Linked DNA regions of Mus musculus: all the other regions are linked to region 1. A link is a loop called in an ENCODE intact Hi-C map of the cell type or tissue named here. Cell type or tissue: heart. All regions are shown on one strand.

Region 1 (4,000 bases):
GGTTTGTTTCTTTCCAGGACAGCGAGTGGTGGGTTTACTCTGTTACTGTTGACTCTCAGGAAATTTCTTGATGCTAGAAATGTGTGTGTGGGTACGTGTAATGTTTGCCTGTTACAACATTCTGTGAAGCCAAATACATGTTTGTATTTTGCTATTTTCTTAAGGTCTTGAACATTCCCCCCACCCTTTTTTTTAAACCCCCACTGGGTTCGTTTCAAGGTCGTCGGGAGAAAGGAAAAAAAATCTCTTCAGTATGTGTTGAAGGGATCAGCCTGAGGGAATTCTAAAGGCCTGGCTGCCAGGATCACAGATACTGCGCGTATTGAGTACAGGCTGTGCTACACTAGGCGCACTGCTCGCAGCCGGGTCCTCTAGGCTTTGGAGCAGAGCTGAGGGGAGGAGAGGAGCGGAATCTTTCTTTCCCTTCTTTCTTCCTTTATTTTAAAAGGTGAATACAGGGCAGACTCCTTTCACGGTGGGCCCTGGGTTATGTGTTCATAGCTGCAGTTTCCTTATTTAAATGTTGGTCGGGGTTTTTGCCCTCCTACTCATCCCTGGATGAGTGAGACTCTTGTTTCTTTTATGTCTGTCTCTTGCAAGAAGGGTGTGAGCTAAATAATATTCAGATTCCTTAAGAACTAGAATGAACTCAAAGTGTTTGGAGCAAAAGACTCTTTCAAAGGTCAGGCTGTTCTGGGCTTTAGCTGTGAAAGTCCTTCAAGTGGCTCGTTAAATCACAGAGGGGTTTTCAAGCATTCGCAAAATATCTCCACATATTAATTTCTAATGAATACTTGTGGACCACAACCCTAAACGTGGGCTTAAAAATAGAGATGCAAGCAGAGTTCTGGAAGACTGCTGGCTTGTGGGGTACAGAGGACTGGTCCTATGAGAAGTTTTTGCTGTGCTGTTGTTGGAGTACCACCACTTCAAAAGATGATGTCACAGGTTTTAGAACTGGGGGAGTCGAGGAAGGAGCTGGTTGTTTTCTGTGAGGGTTGGAACTTAGAAAATCCGTTGTCTGTCCCTGAGAAATCTGAATGCTTTAATACGTATTGGCAGATGGATTACTGCAGTCTCGGTGGAAAAGCCTGTCTTGTGAAGGATTTTTGAGGAATACACATAGGCCTAATCCTATCACTGTTGGGAAAATGAACATTTTACTTCCAAAGACACGGTGACTTTGTCAAATTGATCCACACTGCCCGGAAGCAGGGTGGCTGCTTTGGGTTTTTGTGTCTTAGAGTCCCCTTCCCTCTCATTTTAGAGTATTAAGTTAATCCCACTGGACCAAAATGACACCCTAATTTTGCTGAAGTGAATTTCTTTGTGTAGCTAGCTGTCTGATTACTACCTTTTCTGAGCATTAAGTACTTCAAATTTCTTAGATGCAATTTAGCTTTGGAACGCAGGTGTATGGTTTTGTTGTATTGTTGTCTTCATAAATAGAATTACTTTTATGGTGATTTTGGTTATTTTTCTTCTCAGAGTGACCTTGTGTCTTATCCCTTGACTCCCACCACCAAGTCTTCAAAACACACACACACACAAACACACACAGAGTTAGAGAGAGAGGGAGAGAGAGACAGAGAGAGACTGTCGGTCTTGTGTTCCCTTTGCTATTCCACTTTTATCCCCATGGGGGCGCTGCAGAGCAAAGGGAAATGTGCTCCCTCGGGCGGTAGAGCCAGCCAGAGTGGGGGCTGGGAAGGAATTTACCCTTCTCATACCTCAAACCCTTTGATTCTCTGAAAAGTTTCTCAGAGCAACAGCTCACCAGCCCTGCTTTATTAACCCAGCACTAGGACCTCTTATCCTTCCTGGGACCATGTGCCAGAGTTTGTGTTACTGTGGTGGGATTTTTGTTGTTGTGTTTTGATTTTTTCCCCCTTCTCTCTCTCTCTTCCCACCCCACCCCCCAAGTCAAAGTGTGTATGTTGGAAGAAAATAACCAAAACGGAAGGAGGCACCTGCTTTTAGATGAGCCTCTTTTCTCTCAACTGAATGGATGTTGAAGAAAATTATGCGCTCACCTTTCAGTTTCTTCGGTTCCAGAGAAAGTGACTTAATAGAGTTTTATACCAATGCAATCTCTTCCTGCATGTCCTTTCTTCTCTCTTTATGGGTCTTACCTCATCACTTCTAGCTATGTAAGGCCCTTGAATTCTACAGTGCTATTATTATTGGGATAAAGAAATGACCGGAATATATTCAGAGTCCTTTAAATCATCCTTAAGGAGCCCACAGGAGTGATCCCATGCCCTGGGGTTTTATGAATTATTTCTGCAGACTTGAGAAAAACGTGGATCAGCTAATGCCATGAGTTAATGATTCCTGGTTGCTAATACTCAGGATCGGGGACTCGGCCAACTTCCTTGCCCCGTGGACTGAGCTTAGGAAAGATCCTTGATCACGGCTGCTGGGTAAATATAAGCTCTATTACAAAATAAAATAACTCGGTACTAATATTACATTGTTGAAGGGATGGAACACAATTCACACCCAAGACCGTTCCCACAATTCAGCACTGTAGATTCTAGAACGAGGAGCCTTACTGATTGATAATCACCCCTCCAGGCTCTGTCTTCGCAAAGACTAGACTGTCCCTCGTGAGCCAACCTAGAGTCACAGCTCAAAACGAATCCATGTGATTTGATGCCCGTGGTCAATTCTGAAGATCGGGCTGACCTGACAATCTGGCCTTCAGGGGTGTGTATCCTGTGCTTGCAGAATGGAGGACAGCAAGGCTGCATGAGGCCCTGTGTAAACAGTAGCTGGTTCTGAGAACTGACTCCAGGCTATGCTTATAGGAGCTGGGGCCATTTGGATTTGTGAAGAATTTGTGTGGCTATATGAAGGGTCTGAGCTGTAAACATTGACAGTTCTATTGAAAAGCATACCTCTTTATTCTCTTTCAAGACCTTCCTTTGGAAGGGCTCTACACAAGCCAGACATATATGTGAAAGCTGGAGGAAAAGGATTGGTTGTCCAAGGTCTTCCTTGGCTTCATGGTGATTTGAAGGCCACCTGGGCTACATTAGACTTCATCTTTGAAAAACAAAGAAACAACATTCTATAAAAACTCTCTGTATATTATCCCCAGCCACAGGATAGGTTAGTGGATTTTCTGATAGATTGAGGGACGAGCAGGAAACGGAGAAAAAAAATACTGAAACACTGGTACAGGGGGGCAGACCTGAGCCTACTGGCAGCTGTGCTGTCACCTCCTGAGGAGGAGATCTCATTTCAGTTTCTCCTCTTGCTCAAAGCAGGCTCATTCGTCCATTCCTCTTCTTTGTCGTCGTCGTCGTTTTCTTCTTCTTCTTCTTCTTCTTCTTCTTCTTCTTCTTCTTCTTCTTCTTCTTCTTCTTCTTCTTCTTCTTCTTCTTCTTCTTCTTCTCTCCTCCTCCTCCTTCTCCCTCCTTCCTTTCCTCCTCCCTCCCTCCTTCTCCACTTTCTCCTTCTCCTTTCTCTTCCTCCCTCCTCCTCCTCTTCCTCCTCTTCCTCTTCTTCACCACCATCATCATCTGCCCCTCTTTAGCAAACCTTTCCAGCCTGGCTTACAGGCTTTTTTCACCACAGTACCAATTGCCCATGCTCTGCTCATTAATTTAAATGGCAATGACTATCTGGGTTTTAAAATAGAGAAGTGTCAGGATGGGAACACGCAATCATTTGGCTTTTTGCGTTCCAGCACTGTTTTGAATAGCAGGGTTTTCACTTCCTATGAAACCTTAGCAGGAGGAAAAGCGGAAACTAAACCATAAAGTGAGAGGGATGAGGGGAGGGAGGGACTTGAGTATTTGTAAACTCAGGGTGGCTGGCCCTGCCTACCAGGCTGCTCTCTACCACCGGAGGCTAGGAGTGGAAAAACTTGATTTACGTGTTGTGCCTGCCTTTTTTTTTTCTTCTTCTTCTTCTTCTTCTTCTTCGTCTCCACACCACCTTCTGTACACCTGACTCTGCATAAGCCTATCTGAAGCTGGCTTGGTGGCAGGGA
Region 2 (4,000 bases), 290 kb after region 1:
ATCCTGTGGGCAAGCTTATGGGACATTTTCTTGGTTGATGATGAATGTGGGAAGGGCCCAGCTCACTGTGGTGGTAACCCTGGAGCTGGTGGTCCCAAGTCTATAAGAATATAGGTTTCACAAACTATGGGAAGCAAGCAGCATTCCTCCAAGGATTAGCTCCTGCCTCTAGGTTCCTGCCTCAAGTTCTTGCCCTGACTTCCTTGAGTGATAAACTCTGATCTAGAAGTATGAGATAAAGTAAATCCTTTCTCCCCAAATTGACTTTGGTCAATGGTGTTTTAAAACAGCAACAGAAACCCTGACTAAGACTTTAGTGTGGTCAAGAGGACTTTTCCACTTCAAAACCCTGTGTTTTCACTAGGGTTTGAAGTCTTATCGGTGTGTCTCCTGTATGCTTCTCATAGCTTTGCTCTGTACACAATGACTGGCACTCTGGGTGAGGGGAAGAGGGGTGATCTTTAGATACTAGACAGTCTTCTTGAAGGCCAGAGAGCATGGTCACAGACGCACATGCTGGCTGTTGGCTGTGGTGCCCTAATAAGGAGGCTGGGAAGGGAATCGGAGCATTAGGAAGAGAGTGGGATATTTCAAAGTCTCTTAGCTCCAGGATTTCATGGGTCTCTGCCTGTCTGAACGATCAAAGCAAAAGGCCACATTAAACATCTTTTCTGCTTCAACACCCCTGGCAAGTTCAATATCAAGTTGAGTGAGGTCTTCTTGGGCTTCCCTTGCCTGGCTGCAGAAAAGGCCTCTTTCCAGGGGCTGAGTAATGCTTACTGTTGTTTCCCAACAAGAGTCAGTTCTGTGTCTGGGGAGTCTGTGTTTTTCCTCTATACACTTCTGACTCTCGAAGGCCCACCGGCCTGCCTGGCCCAGGTGAGGCAGCTGAGGAAAATCACCTTCTCCTGTGGGTTCCAAAGCCTCCTGCTTTCCTGTGGGAGATGGAAAAAGGTAGATTCACTCGGGGCATAAGGCTCCATCCTGCCGCATCTCAGCCTCCTGCCCTTCTGCACCAGACTAAGCCAGGTGCTAATTCTTGTGTTCACAGAGAGACAAGGTGCTGGAGAGGCCAGCAGGTCAACGAGGGATCCCTTTACTTGTGCATCCATCAGGGAAAAGATAGAGTTTGATTTCAATCCGTTTTCTGGGTAATTCAGTGTCAAAAAGCAAGGAGGCCAGGGACCTTGCCAAGTCTTTGTTTTGTTTGTTTGTTTTATTCCTCTTTCCTCCAATCAGCGCTGGGCACTAAGGAGTGGGTGGGTATGGGGAATAGGGGCTGCAGCTCCCCAGGCTGAGAGGGAATGCTGAGCCTGCAGAAGTGGCCCATTGAGAGCTTTGGAGGGTGGCACCCCCAGCCTCCCGCCACAAGGGCAGCTCTGTCCTGAAAGCCTAGGGCTCTATCCCAGTCCCACTGGCTGAGAAGGAACAACATTTCCTTATAAGGCCCCTGCTGCCTTGCCAAGGCTGGACGGCTCCAAGAGACTGTAGCTTTCCATTCTCCTCCATCGGCTCCAGTGCAGGCCTTGAATGTAGCCCTTGTTGTTAGGCCCCTCCTCTGCTTCACAGCCCCCACCCCACCCACTTCCACTCTCTGCCAGAGCCAGCCCCACTGGCTCAGGAAAAACAGCTTGGAGGCCTCTCCCACGCAAGGAAGGCGGTGGCTCAGGCCTGCTGGAGGCAGCACAGGGTAGCAAAAAACAGCTTCTATGCTGAGCTCCCGACTGCCCTGGGGTTACCTTACATACAAGCGTGACTTTAGCAAAGGTCCTGACTTCTAGAGCCTACTTCCTCTCCTGGAAAATGAGTATCGAATGGCCTAGGGTCTTTTTTTTTTTTTGCACTGTATTCGAAACCAGTTAGCTCACAGCCTGGACATCACGACTTGATAAACTTGACGTTTATTACCCAAAAGACCTGATTCCTCCACAGCCTCTATCCTCTTAGGTTTGTGCTTCCGGTGCGTGATTTATCCACTTACGCGTCAGAGTGGCCTCTACTCCATGGAGGTTTCTCTCTCCTCCTCATGGGGGACAGGGGTGGGTCCTTTCGCTTTGTCTTCCCAATATTTGCAGGTACCCCCTTGCAGTTTTTCATAGTACTTCATTAAAGGCCCGTATCTGAATGCCCAACATACCAAAAGACACAGTGGTTGTGCAAATATTTTGTAAAATATTACGTTTTGTGCACCAGTGGGCAGCATCATGAAGGACACTTTCATATAACATGATGTGCTGGGATGCTCTCACCTCAGATTCTCACGACCTTTGTCCCATCTCACCAGTTCCGTATTCTGAAATGTAGAGTGACTGCAAACTCCAGGGAAAGGGCAACCTGTATCTCTTGAAGGCTGGAAGGCACCTAGCCCCTCATTTACACCGTGGAGCCCAAGGTTGTCATATGATAGCACAGCATATCGATAAAGGGTTTCTAAGTTGCCTGCCCCACTTCTGTATACACACACTAGGTTACCACAGCACTCACAGAAAAAAACAAGAAGATCTAGTTAGTGGCTTTAGAAGTTTCGGCACACTAATTAATGCCATCACAAATTTGTCATTTAAGAACATTGAACACCCTCCCCCTTTGGAAAAGTGCTTTACTCATGGGTCAGCTACAGTTTGAGACCTTCTCTGGGGTTCCTGACCCTGCATCCATTCTGCATCTATGATAATGGATGAACCTACATATCTTGTCAAGAGATGGATTCTTACTGCTCAGGGATGCTGTGAGTTCCAAATAAGGAACTTCAGTTTAACAGTACAAATCTTTCTAAAATAGGATTCTGCAAGTCACAGGTCAGTGATTTGCAAGCACTGCACAGTTAGCTGCTGTGCACAGCCCATTCTTACTCTTCACATCCCAGAAACTATTTTAAAGGCAAAAGTCTTCTCTCCTGATAAAATACCCTATCCTTCATCCATACACTCATTACATGGTGGTGGTGTTTGTAGAATAGTCTCTGGTTGATCATGAACTATATTCTAATACCACTATCCACAGAGCCAAGGGAAGATAAATCTACCGTGGGTTCTAACATCAGAATGTAGTTGCTTGAATGTCAAGAAGACATTTCTTATGGGGACTGTGCACTGGAAATGCCTCAAAGCAGACTGCAGGAAATAAGAGATATAGGGGATGCTAAGCAAGGAAATGTAAGACTAAGCTTTAGTCTCATTACTGATGCTTAGGTGGGGAGCCTAAACCAAGTCAATCATCTGAAAGGAACTTGTTTTCTCAGCTGGATAAGGTTAATGACGATACCTCCATCATTTACCTCCAAAGGTAGTGAGTTAAGTCAACGCTGGTCCTGGCTAAGGAAGTGCAAACAAGACCTAATTACATTAATAGATGGTGTGGCTCCCTCTGGGCTTGTTCTCTTGACTACAGAAAAAAAAAAAAACACGAAATGCTTTCTTCTCTAGGTTCCGGTAATGTTCACACCCCATCTCTGTCATAGCCACTGGCACTAAGCCATTACTGATAACTTTCCAGGAAATCAAGAAGGATGGGGGTGAGGACTGGCTCCTGCTGAGGAATTACTTCATGGGAGAGAAGAGAAGAGAAGAGAAGAGAAGAGAAGAGAAGAGGAGAGGAGAGGAGAGGAGAGGAGAGGAGAGGAGAGGAGAGGAGAGGAGAGGAGAGGAGAGGAGAGGAGAGGAGAGGAGAGGAGAGGAGAGGAGAGGAGAGGAGAGGAGAAGAGAAGGGAACCATCCTCTCACTATGGTCCCCTCTCCTTCCTTCCCAGGTACAAAGACAAGGACTTTGGCAGCTGGTCGGGTTCTGAGTGGATTGGGAAGTCATTTCTCTTCTATGGACCATCATTTCTCAAAAAGTAAAGTAAAGATAAAAAATAAAAACCAAAATAATAAAATGAAGAATCCAGACAAAACAATATTTCCATTTAGGACAACTGAGTAATCTATTGTCATTGCAGAAACACCCTTGTGAACACAAAATTATATTATTAGTAATCACACCAAAATGGTTCTCTCTAGGG
Region 3 (4,000 bases), 400 kb after region 1:
CCATGCCTACCTGAGTGATGCATCAGTACTTCAGGAGAAGCGATACAGTGATCTCCCCCAACACAGAGAACAGTTTCAACATAATTAGTAGCATTTCTGGATCAACACAGCACTCTTACAATGTGTATGATTGAGGAAATGAATGACTCTAATTATACCTTATTAAATTTTATTAATCCTCATTAGAACTCTATTATTCTTTATAAGTGGGTTACTGAGAAGGGAGTAAAGGAAGCAAGGGATGCTGGTCAAGTTCTGTTATACCTAAACGAGCAATGGATGACTTCCATTGCAGTAGCACAGAGGGCACGCATTGGCTGAAATGCTTAGGGTAGAGTGAATACACTGATCTCTTAAAAAGCCGGACCCCTGGGAGCCTGTTTCCCGTGGAACGCACAGGTACCCGTGTTCTCTCCTGCTGTAATCCTACTTTTGAGTGTGTGTAGCTGGAAAACTTGGGAGGGCAAAGGGGTTAAGCAGTTTGGCCCCAGAAGTGTTTGAATTTTGAAGACTGCCGGAGAAATGTTCAATACATGTTAAGTACAGGAGTACGTACTTTGACACTTAGTCCGAAAGGTTCATCAAAATATAACCGGAGAAGAGGCACGTTGGAGCGTCCCCACCCCTGAAGTCCCTGGTGTACTTTTTCTGTCTGCATGACTGAGTTAGGCTGTAGAAGGTGAGGGCCCACGGTGGTGGAAGGTGGCTTGAGAGTGGGAAGGTCAGGGGCATGCTCAGACAGCTGTGTTGTGCAGGTCATGTTATGGTATTTTCCTTAGATCCTACCCAACCCAATCAAAGACCAGAATGGGTGGTTGTGTTATTAGCATGGGTTGAAGTTGTTTGGGAGACTGGGGTAAAGCAAAGGATACAGGATAGAAACACCCACACCCCCACCCACACACCCACACCCAAATCTGTGTTTTTGGTTAGTTTGTGACAGTGTCTATGTAAACCTCTCTTGTGCCGGGATGAAAAGCGTTCACTACTGAGGGCCAGAGGGCTTCCAGTGTCTCCTAGCCGGAATCTTAACCTAGTAAAAGGGGTTCTCATCGTTGCTCACTTTTACAAATATCAAACACAAAATATCCAAACCCAACCTTCCAAGAACAGGCTTGTCTTTATTCAAACCAGTTCACCCAGTTCGTGTATTTTCTTTTTTTAAGCTGTAAGAACAGAGCAAGCTTTCTGGTTGGTTTTCCGGCAGGGCAGGGTTGGGAAGCAAAAGTTAAACTCCAAAGGTTCTTGTCTTTGAACAAAGGACAGGAAGTTGCCCTGAAGCACTCGATTGCCATTGTTTCTCAAGGCTTGTCAACCACAACCTTCCAGGAACTGGGGTTAGTCACTTCAGTGGGTCAAGTCATCTGCCTAGCTCTAACTTGGGTCTAAGCTCACAGTTAGAGGCCGGGTCGTGCCTGGAGGCGGAAACCCAGCTAAGAGTAGAATACTGGCTCCTCTCCACGGGGCAGGACTGGGTCAGGTCCCAGCTTCGGAGCTCTCCTGTGCGAAGGGAACTGAAGTTGCTCTCTACCATCCCGGACTTCTGAGTCCTGCTGGAGTCCTGGGCGGGGCTCCGACGAGGCTCTTAGGGTGGGGGGTGGGGTGTTCCATGGCAGGATCTCTTTGCTCAAGCTCAGCTTTCCAATCTGTCGTCTGCAGAACAGACCCGAGTTGTGCCGGTTTCTCGACTTCCTCCTGCATCTCCTTCCTCTTCCTCCAGTGGAGGCAGATCCCTCTTTTCCTTCCTCTTCCCATGCTCCCTGTACCCCCTCCTCCCCCCGCGTCCCCTCCTCCAGGAAGTGCATTGCCCAGGGTCACCCACCTCGAGCCGCCGCTGCCCCCCGCGCCCCCTCCCCGTCCGGCTAGTGCGGCGGCCCGCGGGCACACGCCTCCCCATACCTTACATGGACAAATGCGTGCAGGCAAAGTCAGGAATTCAGGCCCCTGACGTCAGCCTCCAGCGCTCAGGGCACCGCACGGGAGACCGCGGGGAGGGGGTGGGGAGGAAGGAGGGGGAGAGCACCAACCAGCAGCCACTCCCGGCCTGCTGCTGAAGTTTCACTTTTTGTCTGTGGGTTCGCTCCCGGGGCCCGCTCGAGCTTTCCCGGGATAAGTAGCGTTAGCGGCGGGGGAGAGCCGGCCGCTGCAAGGTAAGGGCCGGCAGCGGGGCCGGGCACCGGGGAGGACGCGGGCCGGGCGGAGCGGGCCGCTGCGGGCCGCGGGCCGGGCCGGGACAATGGGAGGGGGAGTGCCCGGCACCTCCTCCTCCGCCCGAGCCTCCGCCTCCAGCCGTCGCGGCCGCCGCTGCCCGGTCCACCTCCTCCCCCAGGTATCGTAGCGAAGGCTTCCTCCCGCAGCCTCGGCCCGCGGGCGCCGCTCGACCCCCCGACCCCCCGGGGGACGGGCCGCTGAGGGTGGTGGGGAGCGCGGGGCGCCCTGCTCCGCCCCGCCCGCCGCGGAAGTGCGGGTCCCCGGCCGGGAAGCGGGGGTGCACGCCGTGGGGGAGGGGCGGATGCGGGAGTCCCCAGCGCGCCCCCGGCCCGGGCCTTTCTGGGTGCCCAGGGGGCGGGGCCGCGCCCGGTGGCTTCGAGCTTTCGTGGAATCCCAGTTGTCACCGCGGAAAGGGCCTAGGGACCCAGTGACTCGGAGTCTTCCCATTTTACAGTCAGGGCAGGCGAGGCAAAGAGAGGCAGGCTTTCCTGGAAGTCATCCCTGGAAGGTGGAGCCAGGTTAAGATCGGTGGCTCCGGACCTCTGCTCCCCTGCTGCCTTTTTAAAATTTTTTAAAAAATTTATTAATTAATTTATCTTTTTGTAAGCGGTTGTGGAGTCTCCACTGCTTTTAAGCACTGTAGGTTACAGAGGCCAAACTTTGCCCTCTGGGAGCGCTCACTGGAACGCAGGAGCCTAACCTGACTCAAAGTAGGAAGGGCCAAATCCTGGAGAGAACGCAAAGATCAGGTTTTTTTATGGGAGTTCGCGGAAGGACTTTTCTTATTTTGGCCTCCATGGCCGGACCCGAAATCCCAGAGGGGCCTGTGATTGACTCCTTTGAAGGATAGGGAGTTTTCTTAAGTAAAAAAGGCGAGGCCTTTCGTGTCAGGGAGGCAGCTGCAGACCAGAGAAGGCTAAATAAGGGTGGGGAGTGGGCGTGGGTGGAATTGTGTTCGTGGCTTGGGGTGGGAGTATGACAGGAGACCGTGTCAGTGGAGTTGTGGCTTGGGTACTTGGACAGGGCAGTGTAAACTGTTTCTGGCCTTCTTTCTCTTTAGGAAGGGGGTCCACTGCTTCCCCTCCCCCACAAGGAAGGCCTGGCAAGAGCTCTCCGCGGATCCTTTCTGGGACTCTCCTGTTTCTATACACTCCCTTTGCAAACTTGCCTCTGCAGTAAAACTTTTTCTCAAAGATGTTAGTGACTTAATGGTTCACTGTTTTCACTATTCCCGGCACAAGCGAGTTTTCAGACAAGCTTTAGGGGAAGAGGGAAAGTGTACAGGGCTACTGTAGAGTGTGTCAACCTCTCCCAGCGGGACCCTTTCTCAGTTTTACAAACAGGAAGTAGACCCCGGTCCACAGAAGTTGAATTGCTAGCCCCATATTCACTGCTGGATTGAGGTGGGGTGGGGGATGTTGGTGCAGAAACCCAGTAAGAATCTTGCTTTCCCAGGAGTCTCCTGGTGTCCTTGCCAATGCCAAGGGGCACTTAAAGAGGAAACTGTGTATCTTGTATGTAATCTTTGGAAGGTAGCCTGTGGAATCCAGAATACAATCTATTGAGGATTAGCTATGTGAAGGGTAGGGGGACACACCCGGGTCCTGAGCTTGGGCAATGCCTTGTCTTGCCTATCTTGAACTCCCTCCTTCCTCTCTTTCCCAACACCACCTCCTGCAATTCCTTGTATGCAGCTCTGGCCTTGGAGTTGGGCATAGGCAGTGGGAGAGGAAGCCAAGTTCCTGACTTGGTTATTAGGCCTAGGACTGAGTAGCACCCTTTGTGGAGG
Region 4 (4,000 bases), 440 kb after region 1:
TGGCTGTCCTGGAATTCACTTTGTAGACCAGGCTGGCCTCTAATTCAGAAATCTGCCTGCCTCTGCCTCCCAAGTGCTGGGATTAAAGGTATACGTAAATAAATTTTGTTTTTGTTACTTTGAAATGGTATTTGGGTGTGTTGTAATAAATGGAATACACTAATAAAATTAATTTCTGTTACTTTTCAAAAATGTGACTGGCCAGGAAGTACACAAGATGATCTGTGGTACACACTGTGCCCTGAGGTCAAGGGTAGTCTAAAGAGTCAGGGAGGAGACATGGAGTCTTTGTGGGATGCTGGTCTCTGAGCTCCTCTTTATTTATCTTTACACATGTGTCTATGTTCTTCTTTCTTTTTGTCCGAACCTGTTTCAGTCTGGAGAGAGGTGCTCCACTCCACTGTGTGATGCCAACTCTAGTACTTGCCAGCATAGTTTCTCCTGGCCTTTGTATTATTCTCTCTCTCAGTCTGATGTCCTTAGCTTTTCTTCCAGATTTCCATGCTGGCTTCTGCCCTTCTCACATGCCAGAGGGGTAGGGGCTCCAGAACTTTGTCTTGGGTTGTCTTTGAATCTGTGTTCCTGCCGGGTGCGTGAGGTTTTCTGGTTTGGAACTCGTGAGCTGGAGGCCCACGTATGAATGACGTCACTGCCTCTTGGACATTGCACTTGGAAGTCTTTAAAGAGACTCAGTATGTCACTGTCACTGTGGGAAGCAAGTCACTGCTAGCGGAACACAAGGGGTGGGGGGAGGGGTGGGGGCATGGGATGCAGGATGCCCTGTCTTCAGCTTGTATTGTCAGCTATGGTGGCAGCCACTCCACAACCCTCCCTTCCTGTCGTCCTTTAGGGCCCCTCCCGAGCTCAGCCTTTCTCTTAGCATTCTCAGCTGGCCTTCTTTCCTGGTCCTGCCCTTTTTGATTGTGTTCTCTGTTCCTCACGAGTGGAATTATAGACTCAGGAACATGTTCTGGCCTACCTCTATTTTTCAAAGTCTCTAATTTCTTCACCCAGAGTAAAATTCCAAATGTTTTGCATCTATTAAAGGGGAGAGTCAGCAGGTGGTAGCCGTGTCTTCAGGCATGTACCTGGATTCTCTGTCACCTTCTATGGCTTGACACTTGCATTTTCTCCTCTGAAACATTGCCCCCGTCGCCTGCTCATTCCCTTTGGGACTACGGTCCCCTGTGACCTTTGACCTTACTTATCTCTGCTTCCTCCTTTTTGGGCCTCTGTTGAACTTCACTGCTTTTCCTGGAGGGGAAGGGACATTCTTCTCATTTCTGTATCTTTAGTCATTTGTGCCTGACTAAGTGCTCTAGAGTAAGGGGTGCGGGTGTGGTGGGGTGGAATTTACTCAGGTAGCAGTGTGAATGGGGAGGGTCCTAGAAGAGGTGGTCCTTGCTCGGCTGGGGTGACAGGGTGCAGAGGAGATTCTAGCGGTCTTCTAGTCTACTGTGCTGTGTGCTGTAGGGTACAGAGGTACTGCAGAGGCCTGTCTTTCTGTCAACACTGTCCTTTTTGTAGAAAGCTAAGGATAGTCACCTCAGGGGTCTATTTGGGCAAGTGCCCGCTCTTTGCCTGTGAGCTGGGTTATACAACTCAGGAAGCTTTCTCAGCACACAGCTGGCATTGCAAGCAGCCTTCTCAGTCCTTGCTGTGAGCTGCCTCGGAGGGAAGAAAGCCGAAATGGCTGCTTGCATTTGTCTTTAGTTCTCCTGTGGAGTTGCGCTTTTGGATAGCAGCGAGGTGAACTCAGCAGCCAGAGACAGGAAAGAGCCTAGTGAGTCATTGCAGTCCCTAATGAGGTGCATGAGGGACCCCTTCCTGAGAGTGAGGGTCAGGTGAGGTCGTGCTTTGCCTGGGGTGAGTTTTGCCTTGGGGCTCCGGTTGGCACTGGAACAGAGCTGAGCTAATTTTACCCACAGGAGCTGACTGTGCTGAAAAGCAGGGTTTCTGACATTGGCCTTATCATCTTGCTATGCCCAGAGGTACAGCCCTGGTGTGTCTGGACTGCTTTCCCCTGTTCAAGTGAGATACATTTCCCATTAAATGTGCTTGTGGGGGAGCATGGGAAGTGCATTGGCTTCGGTACAATGCTGGAGAGATGGGCTGGGATCCTGACTCTTTACCTTGTACACCAGGCACCAGGGTTTACAGTTGAATGAGTCTCGGATTGCTCATGCACCGACATACTTGGTGACATGACTAAGTGGTGGCTACTTCGTTTGTATTGGTTCTGTGAGGAAAGTGTCATTTCTGTCCCTGTTCTGCATATAAAGAGACATTCACAGAGAGCTCAGGCCACCAGCGAGACCTGACAGAGCTGGGAATTGAATCTGTGCCAGAGATTCCAGGGTGTACACTCCTAGCCACTGGAGCTTGCAGTCTTGATGCGCTAGGTAGGAGTTTTTGCTTATTTTTTAGCCAGGATTGAGTGTTTCTGACCTGCGTGTCATGTCTGAGGCCTTGAGCTCCATGCTGAGCAGGCAGGCAGTGGAGCTGTGTTGGGGATGAGGTCACACTAGCAAGGAGGAAGTGCTGGGTAGTCAATAGCTGCAGAGATGGCTGCAGTTTCTGGGTAGCTCTCAGTTCATCCTCACAAGCCCTTCAGCAGTTAGCCTTCCTAATCATGCTCAGCCAGCCCTCTTACAGATGAGAGCACAGAGGCCCGCAGAGGCCATAGTCCTCAGTGGACTCACTAGGCAGATGTAGAGTTGAGCAAGGCTCTTGGTCTGTGTCTGTTTATCTTCAATTCCCCCATTAACTCTGCTGTGTCCCCTAGTTGTAGTAACAGATAGAACCTGTACCTTGTTTCCAACCACGCAGTGGAGCCATTTCCATACAAGATCGTCTATGGACTTCATCAGTGTAGGAAGAAATGGTCTGAGCAGGGATGGGTGAAGCTGAAAGAATAGTCAGGGCTGCAAACTTAGGGCATATAACAATCACATATGCTCATGAGTTTTCTGGGTCAAGAATTTAGGCAGGACAAAGAAGGAGGAAGAAATCTGCCTACATGGCCAGAGCTTTTGTTTTACAAGGCCTGTGGTCTTGGCTGGAGGAATTAAAGGTTGGGCACTAGAGACACGCAATGCTGACAGTCACAGGTCAGGATGGCTGGATATGTTCTCCAGGATAGATTTTCTTCGCAGCATGCACTTAGTTTGATGGCCTTAAAAGGAAGGTTGAAGGAAGGAGGAAAGGGACAGGGATATGGGAGGGAGGGAGGGAAGAAGGGAGGGAGAGGCAAATAGAGGGAAGGAAGGAGGGAGGGTGAATCCTGACCAACATGCTGTTGTTAGCCAGTAGTTGTTAGTCAGAGGCTGTGTTTCTCTTCTCCATCGGTTGGAGCAGACTCAAACTCACCCATGTTTCAGGGGAGGGGACTTCAACTCTTGCTGCAGTGGCAAAACTCTGTAAGTGCTGGACATGTTGCTGGGGTCACCGGTCAAAGCACCGTTCATCTTTTGGCCAAGATAAGAGAAAGGAGCAAACATTTCTCAAGTCCTGAGCATGGCGCCGGGTGAGGCTGGATGGTCCAGGAGTGCAGCAAGCAAGCCTAAGAGGTGTGAATCTGGAAAACTGTCCAAGCTAGAACCTTTAAGGAAGAGGTCAATAATTTTGCCATAAGCAGGCTTTGTTTTCTGTGGCTTGGTGTTTACATTGACCATAAGCTTGTTGGGTAACTGACTAGATTATTATACCTGTTACATCAGTTTGAGAGTTCTAGATTTATTGGCTTATTGCAATCAAGTGAGGTATTTTTGCCTGTGCATAGGAAACATCTTAGGACGTAGAGTGAGACACATGAGATACAGAGGAATGGATCAAGGAACCAGCTCTTTCTTTTTTTTCTTCCTGTATCTATTAGAAGTGACACTTGGAGAAGCATTCTGTATAGTTTAAGTGGAAGGAATTAATTCAAAGCACGAGGTGCTAACAAAATGGTTGAAAAGATGAGAAGAGTGGGAGTCAGCAGGTGGTGTCTGCAGCTGTG
Region 5 (4,000 bases), 250 kb after region 1:
CATTGGACCTATGGAATAGCTCCCCCATCTCCCTGTACCTGCCTTTTGTGTGCTCACCAGTGAGTGTATTTTAAAGTTGCCTTGGTTTATGACTTTATTTGTGCTTAACAACAACAAAACAAAAAACAAAAACAATAAAACAAACCCTGTGAAATTACTTTTACATTGGAACATGAAATTCGGGCAACTGAAATCTGTGTTCCTGGCCTATGGTCATTCAAAATGGATATGAAATAAACTATCTCGTATTTCTTTAAGATGAGAGCTATAGTTTTCATGTGAACAGTGGGAAGAGGGATGGGTCTTCTTATGAGGACACTTTCTCGTGGGTCTTGAGGTCTGATGTTCTCTGCTGTCGTGGAACCCTGCTTGTCATAGAGTTCATGAGTCTCCTCTGAGAAGCCTTTGTTCCTGTCTGTACTTGTAATATCCAGGGAAATACCTGCCAATTAAACCTTAAACCTGTGTCCATCCCGCACCCCCACCCCCACCTCCCACTGGTTCCACAAATCCCACCAATTCCCATCTCTTTACAACTGTAACTGCTGTGGAATGCTAAACGTTTCTCCCCACCCAGCTCCTCCCACAAACCCTGCCTGGACATGTTATCCCCAAACCTGGCACATGAGCAGCTTTCTCATGGGGAAGGTTTTATGAGCATCTCCACAGGAATAATAACAGAAAACCAAGACATAGGAAGGGAGAAAGGTTTCAGGAGTCTCTCCAGCTGTATCCTTGCTCACATCTCTGACTCACACTGCACTGTCGTATGCAGTCTCCCTAACCTTCCTCCCCATTCTCTTCCCCTTCTTTCGGGGCAATGACTCCTGCCATCAGGTACCCTATTGTGCTGAAACAATGCTAGATATGGAGAGTCACACTCCCAGAGACCCTCCATAGCTTGCAAGCCGCCTGCCATGTTGGTCTCTTGCTTTACTGGTGGCAGACCCTCTGTGTGATCTAGGAACTGAGGTGACTACCTTCCTATCCCCTCTCCACTCTTCAGCTCTTGGCTCATGACCAGACTCTTCCTCCTACTGTGACACAGGAATGTCCAAGCACCTTAGACTGGACTTTCAGGTGACTCCTTACTATAGGCCAAAGTCCAGGCGTGAGCTGTGTCCGGTCCAGATGAAAGTGTGCCATTCTTCCAGGACTGGCTTTCTATTTCTTGCTTTACCTTCCCAATGGTCTCTTCATGCCTTTGCTCCCAGCCTTCCAAAGTCCAAGTGCACATATTAAACTTCCTTCATTTCTCTTCCTATCTGTCTAACTAGAGGTAACTTCAGAGTAGTTAAATTCCTCCATTACTGAATGTCTGCTTTCTAATCCATGTAACAGCCAAAGAGACATGATTTTATAACACTTACCGTTTTAAACTTTGGTTAACTCACACAGGCCTTTATTATCAGATGGCTTTCTCTTCATCTAAATCAGCCATCTCCTGCAGCAGGAGGAGATCAGATAACAGAACACAGCAGACCTCAGAAAGGGCTGCCCAGTGCTGATTGCTCGGTGCCGAGCTTAAGAAGTCCCTGTATTCATCAGCTGGCTAGCAGATTAATTTTTTTTATTTTATACACATGTGATAATAATGTAACTTGAACATCTGTTGTGTTTAGATACAGTAACTACATGACCATTTTCAATGAGGCCTCTCAGGAAAAAAAGAAAAGATCTTAGCTTGCCACTGACTGTCTTGTAATACTGGCTGGCTCAATCCATGTCTGTTTGGCTTCATGGTGAGTAAAGCCACTGACTGACCTTCTTCTGTGTGCAACTCAAGAAACATAAGTTAAGTAGGACTACAAGAGTTGGCTAAGGGAGCTCAAAAATCTCCGTCAAAGTAACTGGGGCTACTTAGGAGGAATCAGGTAGCTGCTGGAGCTGGTAAGTGTACGCAAATGCTCACATATTTGGAAACACCCCTACTAAAAGGAATAGTAATAAATAGAAGGAAGCAGAGCGGGCCTCATATAGCAGAACAGCTGTGCAGAGCTCAAGGGGAGGTAGGATTTCAGTGGGCCAACACGGGCTCAGGGGCCAGTTCAGGCAGGGAACATGAGGAGCCATGGCACAGAGTGGGAAATACAAGGTGCCCAGGGAGAGCTGGGCATGCTCATTGGTGGCTTCAGCTGGTGGAGCAAGCAGGAAGCAAGGGAGATGGGCTGGAAAGGTATTGTAAGGTCAGAGCAGAAAGGCCCAGAGAGGCATGGTGAGGAGCTGGGCCAGGGAAAGTGATCTCACTGGCTAAGCTTGAGGGGGCCTGCCCCTCCTCAGACGGCCTGGGTGCAGGCCCAGAGCAGGACATGTGGCAGCAACTGGCAGGGAGGGTGCTGGCAGCTCCACCAAGCTTGTTTCTTCACCAGGAAACAAGGTTTCCTGTAACTTAGACCCATGAATCAGCATTTCCTCTGTCAATAATACACAGCAAGAGACGCACCAGCACGGAGCTTGAGGGGAATGGAAGAAAGCAAGGAATATTCCATGACATAGCTGGCCTCTGCTCCCGTTCCCTCCTGATACGCTCGCAAATAGCACTCACATTGCCTAAGATCCTTTTCTTAGCTCAGTCCCCCCGTGAAGACTAAGTTGCACACAACACCTGCCTCTCTTATCCCATTAGATGTTTCCATCATCATTGGAAGCCACTCGTCCAGTCCTTTACTGGTGTGCAACAGTGAACCACGCATGGGTGACTTGCCTTGGAGTCGACTCCATGTTGAAGTGCTATCGAATTAACCCAATAATTCCACAAGGTCCACAGGGAGCGTGCAAGCTACTTCACTAGTAGAGACACGGAGGAGAAATGCTGGCCTGTCAGCTGTTTACAAGAAGCCAGACCTGATCTGGTGCCTCAAACACAGTACAGGGGACACAGAATCTAGAGCAGTGAGGCTATCTATAAAACACTTAATACCTTTATCGCAAGTATAGTTAGTGATGGCGATTGAACTGATAAAATATTTAATGAACTTAATTTCTAGTAGTAAAATAGTACGCGTACATATTTTGTCGATCACTAGAAAGAATCATATCTGCTCTCTTACTCCATTTATCATGCCAGACTCTGTCCTAAATAGACAAATAGCCCTGCCCTCCATAAAGCTTATGTTCTGGTTTCCTACCGTGCAGACAATGAACAAGAGGAGAGTAAGCTGCAGGGTTACACGTGTGTAGATCAGCAGAGAGCAGAGAGAAGAAGAGGAGTGTGCAGCATCTTTACACGGCCTGTAGAGGGACGGTGCCTTTGAAAACGTGTTTGTTAAAGCAAGCTCCCGAAAGTCAAAGAAGACGTGTGGCCATGTGGGGCAATGGGAGTCAGCACCAGAAACACTATGCAGGTGGCCTGAGACAGTACCCATTGGAATGTCCAAAAAAAGAAAAAAATGTCAAGAAATCAAGAATGACCAGCATGGAGAGAGAACGGGGGAAGGTTAAGGAGGCAGAGCAGAGTGGGAGTCGTGAGTCAACTTAGAGAAGTGCTATCACCTACTTAAATTTAAATAATGAAAGATGAAATAAGTCAAGAACAGCAGATGGAAAACAACCACCACAAAAATATAGGAAGGACACTTAGAATTGGCAAAGAAGACAGGAAAAGGAAAGGCAAGGGTGGTATGGAAAGAAAGAAGAAATGCAGTAGCTGCCTTCCACTCTCTGACCCCCTAGTCCAGATTTGCAACTCTGTTGCGGGCTGCAAACCCTGGAACCCATTGCCCCAGCCCCTTCTTGCAGGAACGGTATAGGATAAGGCCTGCAGAGGGCTTCCTCTTGACTGAGGTCATTGCCCATGCAGGTTCATTGCCCATGTAGGCCCCAGGACTCTGCAAACATCCTTGCAGGGGCTTCAGGCCAAAAGTAAAACCAACTCACCTGACCCCCATCCCAGATTTTCCAGGAACATCTTTATCTTCGGAGGACAACCCATTGCAAGCAGCAGGCAAGAGACCCTAAGAGGAGCAGGGACTAACTATGTCAGCTCCATCTTACAAAGGCT
Region 6 (4,000 bases), 360 kb after region 1:
TCAGAGAGTCTTCACTCAACAACTGATGTCACCAACTAGGCCATTCGAGCCCAGATCAGCTGTTCTGCTCTACAGCAATCTCAGACAAATTGAGGCTGTCACTAACCAGGAGAACCAATGGGATTATGTATATGGACATATGCTCTGAGCTCACTGGAAGGCAGTAGCTATATAAACACATGTGTGTGTTTGTATTTGACTTTGTTTCTTTATGACCTAGTCGAGGTGGAGAACCATTTGGGGACTAGTTAGAAACAGCATGTGCTAACTGCTACGCCTGCCTCTTCCTGAGTCTTCTAATCAAGGTGCTCGGGGAGAATAAATCCCTTTCACTCTCTAAGAAGAAGTCTGCTCAGTCACGCATATTCCAGAACCCAGGGTCTCAGCCCTGTGCTGTGGGTCTGCACTAAGAGTCGGGGAGTACGTACAACCTGTAGTGAGGCAGAGCTTCAATAAAATAAAAAAGATGGGTCTCACTGACCACTTTTATTTTATTTAAAACTACAACAAAATATTTTCATAAAAGTACTACCTAACACTGTGATGGTTTATGTATGCTTGGCCCGGGGAGTGGCACTATCAGAAGGTGGGGCCTTGTTGGAGTAGGTGTGTCACTGTGGGCATGGGCTTTAATACCCTAGTCCTAGCCGCCTGGAAAAGAGTCTCCTACTGACCTCCAGATGAAGATGTAGAACGCTCAGCTTCTCCTGCACCATGCCTGCCTGGGTGCTGCCATGCTCCTGCCTTGATGATAATGGACTGAACTTCTGAACCTGTAAGCCAGTCCCAGTTAAATGTTGTTCTTTATAAGAGTTGCCATGGCCATGGTGTCTGCTCACAGCAGTAAAACCCTAAGACAAACACCAATTCCAAGCATCCAAATTGACAGACTGGGAGCCACCGTACCTCTCTGGCCTTTCGCCCCTGCCCACCTGGAAGCATCTCCACCTTTAGCCTTACCTGCATGAACCTTTGTAACTTGAAATAGTTCACGGTTCTATACCATGAGACTCCCCTGTTAGGTTTACAAAGAGTTAAGCAGGGTTCCTGGCTGGCAGGGGTTGGGGGTTGGGAGGGTGCTTCTGAGGCTGGGGAAGGGGAGAGCAGGAAAACTGTTGGGACTGACAGTTCTAAGAGGATAACTTCACCATCTAACCACTTATGTCCAAAGAGGAAACTGAGGCCCGTTTGTTAAGATACAAACTTTGTAACTTTTTGACCCAGGAAGTTTTGAGAGTGATAATAAGGAAATGATTATAGAGTGCTTTGAGCTTTTCAGAGACAAGTAGTATTTAAAATACAAGGTATTATTACCTCCATAGAGTTTTTCTTTTGACTACCACTGTGCTTGAAAATGTGGGCAGAACACCGTTATTTTTCAAAACTCAGGTATTTCAAAAAAAAAAAAAATCCACGTGCACAATACCTACCCTCAGCCCTATAAACTAAGGCTCAGCTCTCTTGTCACTCGATAATTTAAACGTTCAAAGAGATCTGGTATTAGCTTTATCAGCTAACTTGGCCGCATTCCACGGGAGACATTTACCCTCTCCAACTCACACTTCGATCCTGCAATATGAAGGAAGGACTGCTTGATCAACCGTGAAAACAGTATTACATTTGAGGTCGTACATACAAGTACCAAACATCGCTCACTACAGGTATAAGGGAGGAACATGTCTTTCAAAGACCCTAAATAAATCAGGGCAGCCCAGGGCCAGCTGGTTCCTTGACAGAGGACCCATTGCTGAATCTTAGAACGCAGTCTCGTGAGAGGATTCCACGTGTACTCCATGACTGAGCTGCCTGTGTCTTGAAAGATTCCAAAACTGACAGTTCAAGTCCCGGTTTCATGTGTGTAGTCCGTTCCCCGAGGAGGCCCTGGAGTGTCCCCCTCTGCTTGCTTCATTGGCCTACAACAAGAGTCATACTAATGGGATGCAGAAAGGCGCGTGTATCCTTACAGGGGTGGCACTGAGGGTGCAGGCTCTGAAAAGAATCAGACGCTGGTTCACACCCCAGGGCTCTATGGCTGGAAACAGGTTGCTTGTCTGCTCTGAATCTTTGGTTCCTCATTAAAGATGGGAGGAGGCTATTAATAGCTTTTTTTTTTCTTTCCTGGGGTTGTTTTGAGAATTTAAAGCAAGCACTGAGACCAGGACACAGGAAAGACTCGATTCGCGTTAGCGCTTATTAAAAAGCAGTAACAGTCCATGTACCCCGGGGCTTACTGTTATTTCTTCGGAGTTCTGCTTTCAGTGCACAGTGGAACTAAAGATAACCATGCAGCTATTGTCTCTGACCCGCCTGGGTGCTCTTACTAGAACGAAAGGAAAAAGGAAATACACGGTGGCCCAGAATGGGGCTCCAGAGAAATCCAAAATGAGCTGCGGTCTAAAAGCGACTTCTTCTCTCCAAGCCTATTTTTAGCCAGCTGTGAACTTCTCTAATACGCAAAGAGTGATGCTGGGCTCCCTGAATAGCTCCGCTGACGAGCTCCTGCCTGCTTCTGCTACTATGGGAATTTATGGAGCTCTGGTCTCACACTTCATTAAAGAAATATACGGTGGTGCAGAGACAGGAGGCCAGACACCTATAACTCTTGTCTCAATCTCACAGTGATAAATCTTAGTAGTGCCTCATTTGTGGAGGAAAAAGGAGTAACCAAAGAGATGCTATCTACAGCCCCTTTGTGGCTGGCTTGACTTGGCTTGCTTTTTCTTCTTTTCTTTGCTCTAGATCTTTTTTGTTTTGTTTTCTTTTTTTTTTAAGAGTTGTTTATAATAGATAACTTTGTTAAGAGGTTATCAAAACAAGAGGTCTAAGTCAAAAGTACTCTCAAACCTGTAAGATACAAGTTTATAACAAAGACCTAGATCACTAATGCTAAGGAATTGTTTTTCACATACAACGTTGTTCATGATGGCCAAGAGGATCAATAGGTTCACTGTAACTGTGTTGGGTCAAAACTCTCTAGATTTATTTAATGGCAGTTGGGTTCTGGTGACTCCATTGCCAACCCTCACACACAGTCTGGTGCTGAGGGTGGGATGGAAGGAAAATATGGCACCTGTGCCACAAAACAAATACTTCTAAGAATCCCTGCATCTGTTTCCTGTTTTTACCATCTTAGCTAGAATTAGGTCCAGTGGCCACCCACGGTGGGAAGATGACTTGAACAAAAGACTTGGAAAGGTCAGACTTCCAAAGTGTACCTGTCATGGTCCTGATTAATAACTGCTAAAGAACCAAAAGAAAGCTGGGTATGGTGACCCAGGCATTCACTCCCAACACTTGAAGGAGTCCCAAGTTAGCTGAGCTATATATAGTGAGGCCCCGTCTGAAAAACAAAACCAAGCAAGCAAAATAAGGAAAAGAGAGAGGTTAAAGAATAGATAAACAGTGTTGGGGCTGTAGTCCAACAGTAGGGTACTTGCCGAGCACACCCAAGGCCCTGATTGAATTCCAAGCACCCCAAAACAAAGGACAACAGCAAAAGCTGGCTAAGGGACCATCAGCAAATGACATACCTAATGACAAGCAGACCTGCCCAGTGATTCAACCATCATTTCTTTTCTGATCCCTTCTCCATGTAACACAGGTCCCTACCCCTTCCTGCTCACTGACTAGTCCTGTGGTACAGCTTCCCAACTGTCTTGACTTCCTGCTCACTCGTCCACTCCTTGACTATTATTAAGCCGAATGGTCAAACATATGCTTCATTCATTACTCTCCTCTCTGCCCAGCACAGTGCCTGGAATATATTGATTAATCTATAAGTAACTTATCTTTATCAAATCAATATACTGTCTTTTTTATTATTAGATATTTTCTTTATTTACATTTCAAATGATACCCTCTTTCCTAGTTTCCCCTCCAGAAATCTCCTATCCCCTGCCCTCAGATCAATATACTTTCAAAAAACAAAATTGATTTATTTTCTACCATTTGGGTTTCTCTACCTAGAAACCTAGCACCAGAGTGACAGCATGCCAGAATG
Region 7 (4,000 bases), 190 kb after region 1:
CCAGGTAGTCTTCTTCAGATTTCAGTTCCAATAAAAGAACTCAGTGATTCATTTGCTGCAGCCTTTCTGAGCTTTTGGGTCTGGGGAACCAAGAATGGCTGAGGAAAGGTACAGTCCACAGGAATCCAAAGCACAGGAGGGTACGCTCTGACAATGGTGGGGGGGGGGGTTGGAGAAGTGTCTCATGCTGCAAGACTGGCTGACAGGAAGCTCTCAGGACACCTGTGCAGTTGCACCAGAGTAGGTTGTGTCTTTGGTGCTCAAAGCAAGGGGAAGAGGCAGCTGTTAAGCCCTGGGCTGCTACATTCCTTACCTCAAGTCCCTATCGTCTGTCAATATTCCAGACTCTGAGCCCACACTCACCTAACTCCACAGGTCAGCTTCCTGTCCTTTTTCCGAAGTCCTCAAGCCCCGTTGGCTTTAACTCCCCAAGCCCCTTCATTCAACCCAAATTATAGGGTTATTCTTTCCTCCCCATGAAGAGTATCTCATCTGTATCCCTCCATCAAAATCCAGCCTGACCCTTTCCTTTCTGGTGGTTCAGAGAAAGTTACTTAACCTCCTCGGGGCCTCACTTTCTTCATTTACAAAATGGGGTTATCTCAGAGGATGAAGAGGAAGCAAGATAAATACCAATCATAGAGCACAGTATCTCCAGTGCAGGATGCTCCCAATTCTGCGCCCCCCCCCCCCCAGGGCTGAGGTTACATGTGTGGAACACTGTGCCTTGCTTTTTTATGTGGCTGCGAGGGATCCAAACTTGGAGCCTTGTGATTGTATAGTAGGCAGTTCATCAGCAGAGTCATCTCCCTAGCTCTGTGTTTCTTTTGAAGGCTTGTTTTTGTTTCTTGGTTTGCTTGGTTATTTTATGTCTTGTGACCATTCCGATATTCAGCAGGAAATTTCAGTGACTTTTTTTACTTATCCTGATTTTCTCTCCTTGTGTAAGGACTGCAGCAGCCCAATTTCTGGATCCTTCACCCCATCTAAGGGCTTGGGCACTCCCACACATTTTACATTATTTAGAGGTTTCTCTGGACGCTGGAATGAAAGCTTAGAGCAGTGGTTCTCAACCTTCCCAATGCTTTGACCTTTTAATGCAGTTTCTCATGTCATGGTGACCCCCAACCATAAAATTGTTTTTGTTTCTACTTCATAACTATGAGTTTGCTACTGTTATGAATCACAGTGGAAATGTCTAATGTTCGACCCCTGTGGCGTCTCGACCCACAGGTTGAGAACCACTGACTTAGAGGAATTTAGTAACAACAGTGACTTCTGTGGAGGACTTGGAGGAGAGGAGGTCCCCCTTCAGAGATGGCATAGATAGAGCAACTTGCTATAGAGCATCTCTGCCTCCTTGGATACCCAAGGGACCAAGTAGTCAATTTAGTGAACTTGACCCTCATGTCCCAACACACAAAAGCCAGAGCTAGTGTTCTTTTTGACCAGGAAGTTTAAGGGTTCAAGTTCAAGAGAGAAAGTACATTTATCACTGAGAGTCTGGTTGGAGATGGGGGAAGAGCATATCAGATATTTACTTTCTAAGAATGGATGGAAATGATCAGTGTTTGTAATCTGAGGAAATTCTCCTTCAAGTAAACCGAACTCCATAGCATGGGAGGCATAAACTCGGGTGAGTTCTAGATTTCTTATTCATTTGACCTACATACAGTTGTCTCTGCCCAAGACAAACATTTTTGAAAATTCCTAGGTTGCCATCATTGCCAGAGCTTAGAGTCCAGTCATAGAACTCTGTTACTCTGGGGTCTGAGTCAGTTCACAGTCACTATCCCACTGCATTCCAGTCTGAAAAGACACACGCTAAAAGGGGTCTGGATCTGAAAGAAGCCCCAGGCATCATCTAGCCTGCTTCAACACTAGCCCAGAAAGGAAGGGTCACCCCAGCAGACAGTGACAGAACCAGGCCTGGAATGCAGCTCTTTGGCTCTGAGTCTATGCACTTTCCACTCCCCCTAAATGGCCCCAATGGCTGTCAATCCAAGGACATAACCCTTGGAGAAAAGAGGTTGTGAAATGCTTCCACTTGAAGCCCAGGGCTGGCTGCAGGCCCGGGTGCTTCTCTATCAGCCTCCCAACCTAGTCTGAACTCAGATCCCAACCTGCTGGGATTGGATTAACCCTCCTCCTCCATAAGAGCCAGCCCTGCCTTGCCCGTCATCCTTAGAACACTTGCCACTCACACTTACCCACAGCACCACTGAGCCAGAGCCTTTGCAGCCTGGCTGGTCATTGTCTCTCATAACTGCTTACCAACTCTGAAAAACTCTAGCCCAGATGTTTGCTGACATCCCAAGCTGAAGAGCCAGGTTTTTAGTTTCTCCTATTCCCTTGAAGAAGTTACTAGAGATCTTTAAGGATTTGGGTTCTCTGACTCTAGATCATCAGTTCTGTGTGCCCCAGACTGGTGATTGCTCCCACTTGAAGGCAGGTGACACTGGAAAGTACTGGGAAAGAAAAGGGAAGATGATATTTGGCCTCCACCAATCTTCCCTCCACCCATTCCCAGGGCTCCTACAGCTTTCCTCTCACCCACCTGGCTATTTCATTATCTCTTGGGTTTGTTCTATAGCTTTATAGTTTAAAATTCTTTAACATTTCTCATTGAAAGTGATATTCAACACTTCACTGGGGGATAGATGGGACAGATTTTTAAAGTAGAGAAGAGGCGATTATATGTATTTATATTTATATCTGGATGTATATCAACAAAGGTTACACAGAAAGCAGTATAATAGGGGGTGGCATCAGGTAAAGGCACTTGCCACCATGAAAGGACTGACTCCTACAAGCTGTCCACTGTCCTGTACAAGCGCAGGAAGGCACATGTACGTATACACACACACACACACACACACACACACACACACACACACACACACACAAGCACATTCATCAGTTAATTTAAAACTTTTAAAGACAGCAGTATAGTCCAACTGACTCCATGCTCAGAGCCCCTGTGATCTTTTTTTTATTATCCATCTTGCATGTCTAATTAAATAAAAAGCTTTCTATAATACTATTGTTCTCAGATGACTTGTCCATTCACAGACGCTCGGCAACTCCTAAACACCCAACAGTTAAAACTGCAGCCATTCATTTGGAGTCTCCTTGCATTCATTTACAATGGTGGCTTTGAAATGTCCTCCTGACATTATTTGTACTGCTTCAGCCTTTAGGGGTTGTTTGAACCCCCACAACATGCATTTAAGCCTCTGGAGTATTGCCCTGGGTTTACACCTCAACACATTACAAAATGCTTTCTCCTGGAAAAAAAAAACAAAAACAAAAACATTTCTGGATTCACCCTGGCTCATAGTGATTCTTCCTCCTGACATTCCAATGCTTGAATCTGCCACAACACTCACTCTCTGGACCTTCAGTGCAAAGGAACATCAGGAAGGCATGCAAACTGCCTCCGCAGGCTGGTCTGGTTTGCTTTCATCAACTGGACACCAAGTAGAGTCACCCAGAAAGAGGGACTCTCACTTGAGATTTCCTTCCATCAGACTGACCTGTGGGTATATACCCGTGAGACATGTTCTTGATTAATGATGACTATGAGATGACTTGGTACACTGTGGGAGGTGCCATACCGGGATACATGGTCCTGAGTTGTGTAAGAAAGCAGGTTTAAACCACACTAAATCCTAGTGCTGAGAAGGGGAAGTAGATGCAGAGCCCCGCCCCTAAGAAGTTATTTGGGATTGATTGTCAGCTTCTGGGAAAGAGAAAGTCCATTTTCTCCAATGGAGTGTCACTGGATCTACCAACCACAGCCCAGGGCAGGTCCCATGCCCAGGAATAGTGTACTAACACTAAACAAACTCCTTGTTTGTGGGTTGGTTTTTTCATATCTTTTAGTGGCTTTGTTTTGATCATTGGGAAATTTGTTTCTTTGTTGTTGTTGTTGGTGGTGGTGGTGGCTTTTTTCTTTAAAGAGAGAAAGAAAGAACATAAAGTTAGGTAAATAGGGTGA

The links. Peaks named below come from ENCODE experiments on the same cell type or tissue, not always from the same donor. Only the 100,000 strongest peaks of a DNase experiment are listed, where the experiment ranks them.
Region 2: it touches region 1 in a loop (3-fold over the local background); 10 of 42 quality-filtered maps call a loop at or near these places.
Region 3: a loop joins it to region 1, with 10 times the contacts of the local background. A loop is called at or near these places in 20 of 42 quality-filtered maps.
Region 4: it touches region 1 in a loop (4-fold over the local background); 3 of 42 quality-filtered maps call a loop at or near these places.
Region 5: a loop joins it to region 1, with 2.8 times the contacts of the local background. A loop is called at or near these places in 5 of 42 quality-filtered maps.
Region 6: it touches region 1 in a loop (4-fold over the local background); 13 of 42 quality-filtered maps call a loop at or near these places.
Region 7: a loop joins it to region 1, with 2.2 times the contacts of the local background. A loop is called at or near these places in 8 of 42 quality-filtered maps.

The regions. Positions count from the first base shown.
Region 1 is chr16:23,989,689-23,993,688 of GRCm38, forward strand. The region is part of intron 1 of Gm31527 (a long non-coding RNA gene); the gene reads left to right. Among named protein-coding and RNA genes, the nearest start is that of Bcl6, 2.8 kb to the left of the region's middle. In heart, a CTCF peak has its summit at 1,643; DNase peaks (open chromatin) are centred at 313 and 1,673; H3K4me3 peaks cover 690 bases; H3K27ac peaks cover 1,391 bases.
Region 2 is chr16:24,280,948-24,284,947 of GRCm38, forward strand. All of the region lies in intron 2 of Gm38456 (a long non-coding RNA gene), which reads right to left. Among named protein-coding and RNA genes, the nearest start is that of Gm38456, 13 kb to the right of the region's middle. In heart, a CTCF peak has its summit at 1,659; DNase peaks (open chromatin) are centred at 804 and 1,534; H3K27ac peaks cover 1,120 bases.
Region 3 is chr16:24,391,455-24,395,454 of GRCm38, forward strand. Lpp (LIM domain containing preferred translocation partner in lipoma) reads left to right here and starts at 1,896. Exons shown (of 13, transcript NM_178665.5): 1 at 1,896-2,150. It overlaps Lppos (LIM domain containing preferred translocation partner in lipoma, opposite strand), which reads right to left and starts at 2,201. Exons shown (of 2, transcript NR_037954.1): 1 at 1,900-2,201; 2 at 1,102-1,653. In heart, no CTCF peak of the experiment used is centred here; DNase peaks (open chromatin) are centred at 1,777, 1,897, 2,187 and 3,137; H3K4me3 peaks cover 3,137 bases; H3K27ac peaks cover 3,383 bases.
Region 4 is chr16:24,432,957-24,436,956 of GRCm38, forward strand. The region is part of intron 1 of Lpp (LIM domain containing preferred translocation partner in lipoma); the gene reads left to right. Among named protein-coding and RNA genes, the nearest start is that of Gm24440, 29 kb to the left of the region's middle. In heart, no CTCF peak of the experiment used is centred here; a DNase peak (open chromatin) is centred at 1,755; H3K4me3 peaks cover 720 bases; H3K27ac peaks cover 3,260 bases.
Region 5 is chr16:24,236,121-24,240,120 of GRCm38, forward strand. All of the region lies in intron 1 of Gm31814 (a long non-coding RNA gene), which reads right to left. Among named protein-coding and RNA genes, the nearest start is that of Gm31814, 25 kb to the right of the region's middle. In heart, no CTCF peak of the experiment used is centred here; a DNase peak (open chromatin) is centred at 2,211; H3K27ac peaks cover 894 bases.
Region 6 is chr16:24,345,784-24,349,783 of GRCm38, forward strand. No RefSeq gene overlaps it. Among named protein-coding and RNA genes, the nearest start is that of Lpp, 46 kb to the right of the region's middle. In heart, no CTCF peak of the experiment used is centred here; a DNase peak (open chromatin) is centred at 2,388; H3K4me3 peaks cover 305 bases; H3K27ac peaks cover 1,281 bases.
Region 7 is chr16:24,181,422-24,185,421 of GRCm38, forward strand. No RefSeq gene overlaps it. Among named protein-coding and RNA genes, the nearest start is that of Gm32126, 24 kb to the left of the region's middle. In heart, no CTCF peak of the experiment used is centred here; a DNase peak (open chromatin) is centred at 2,080.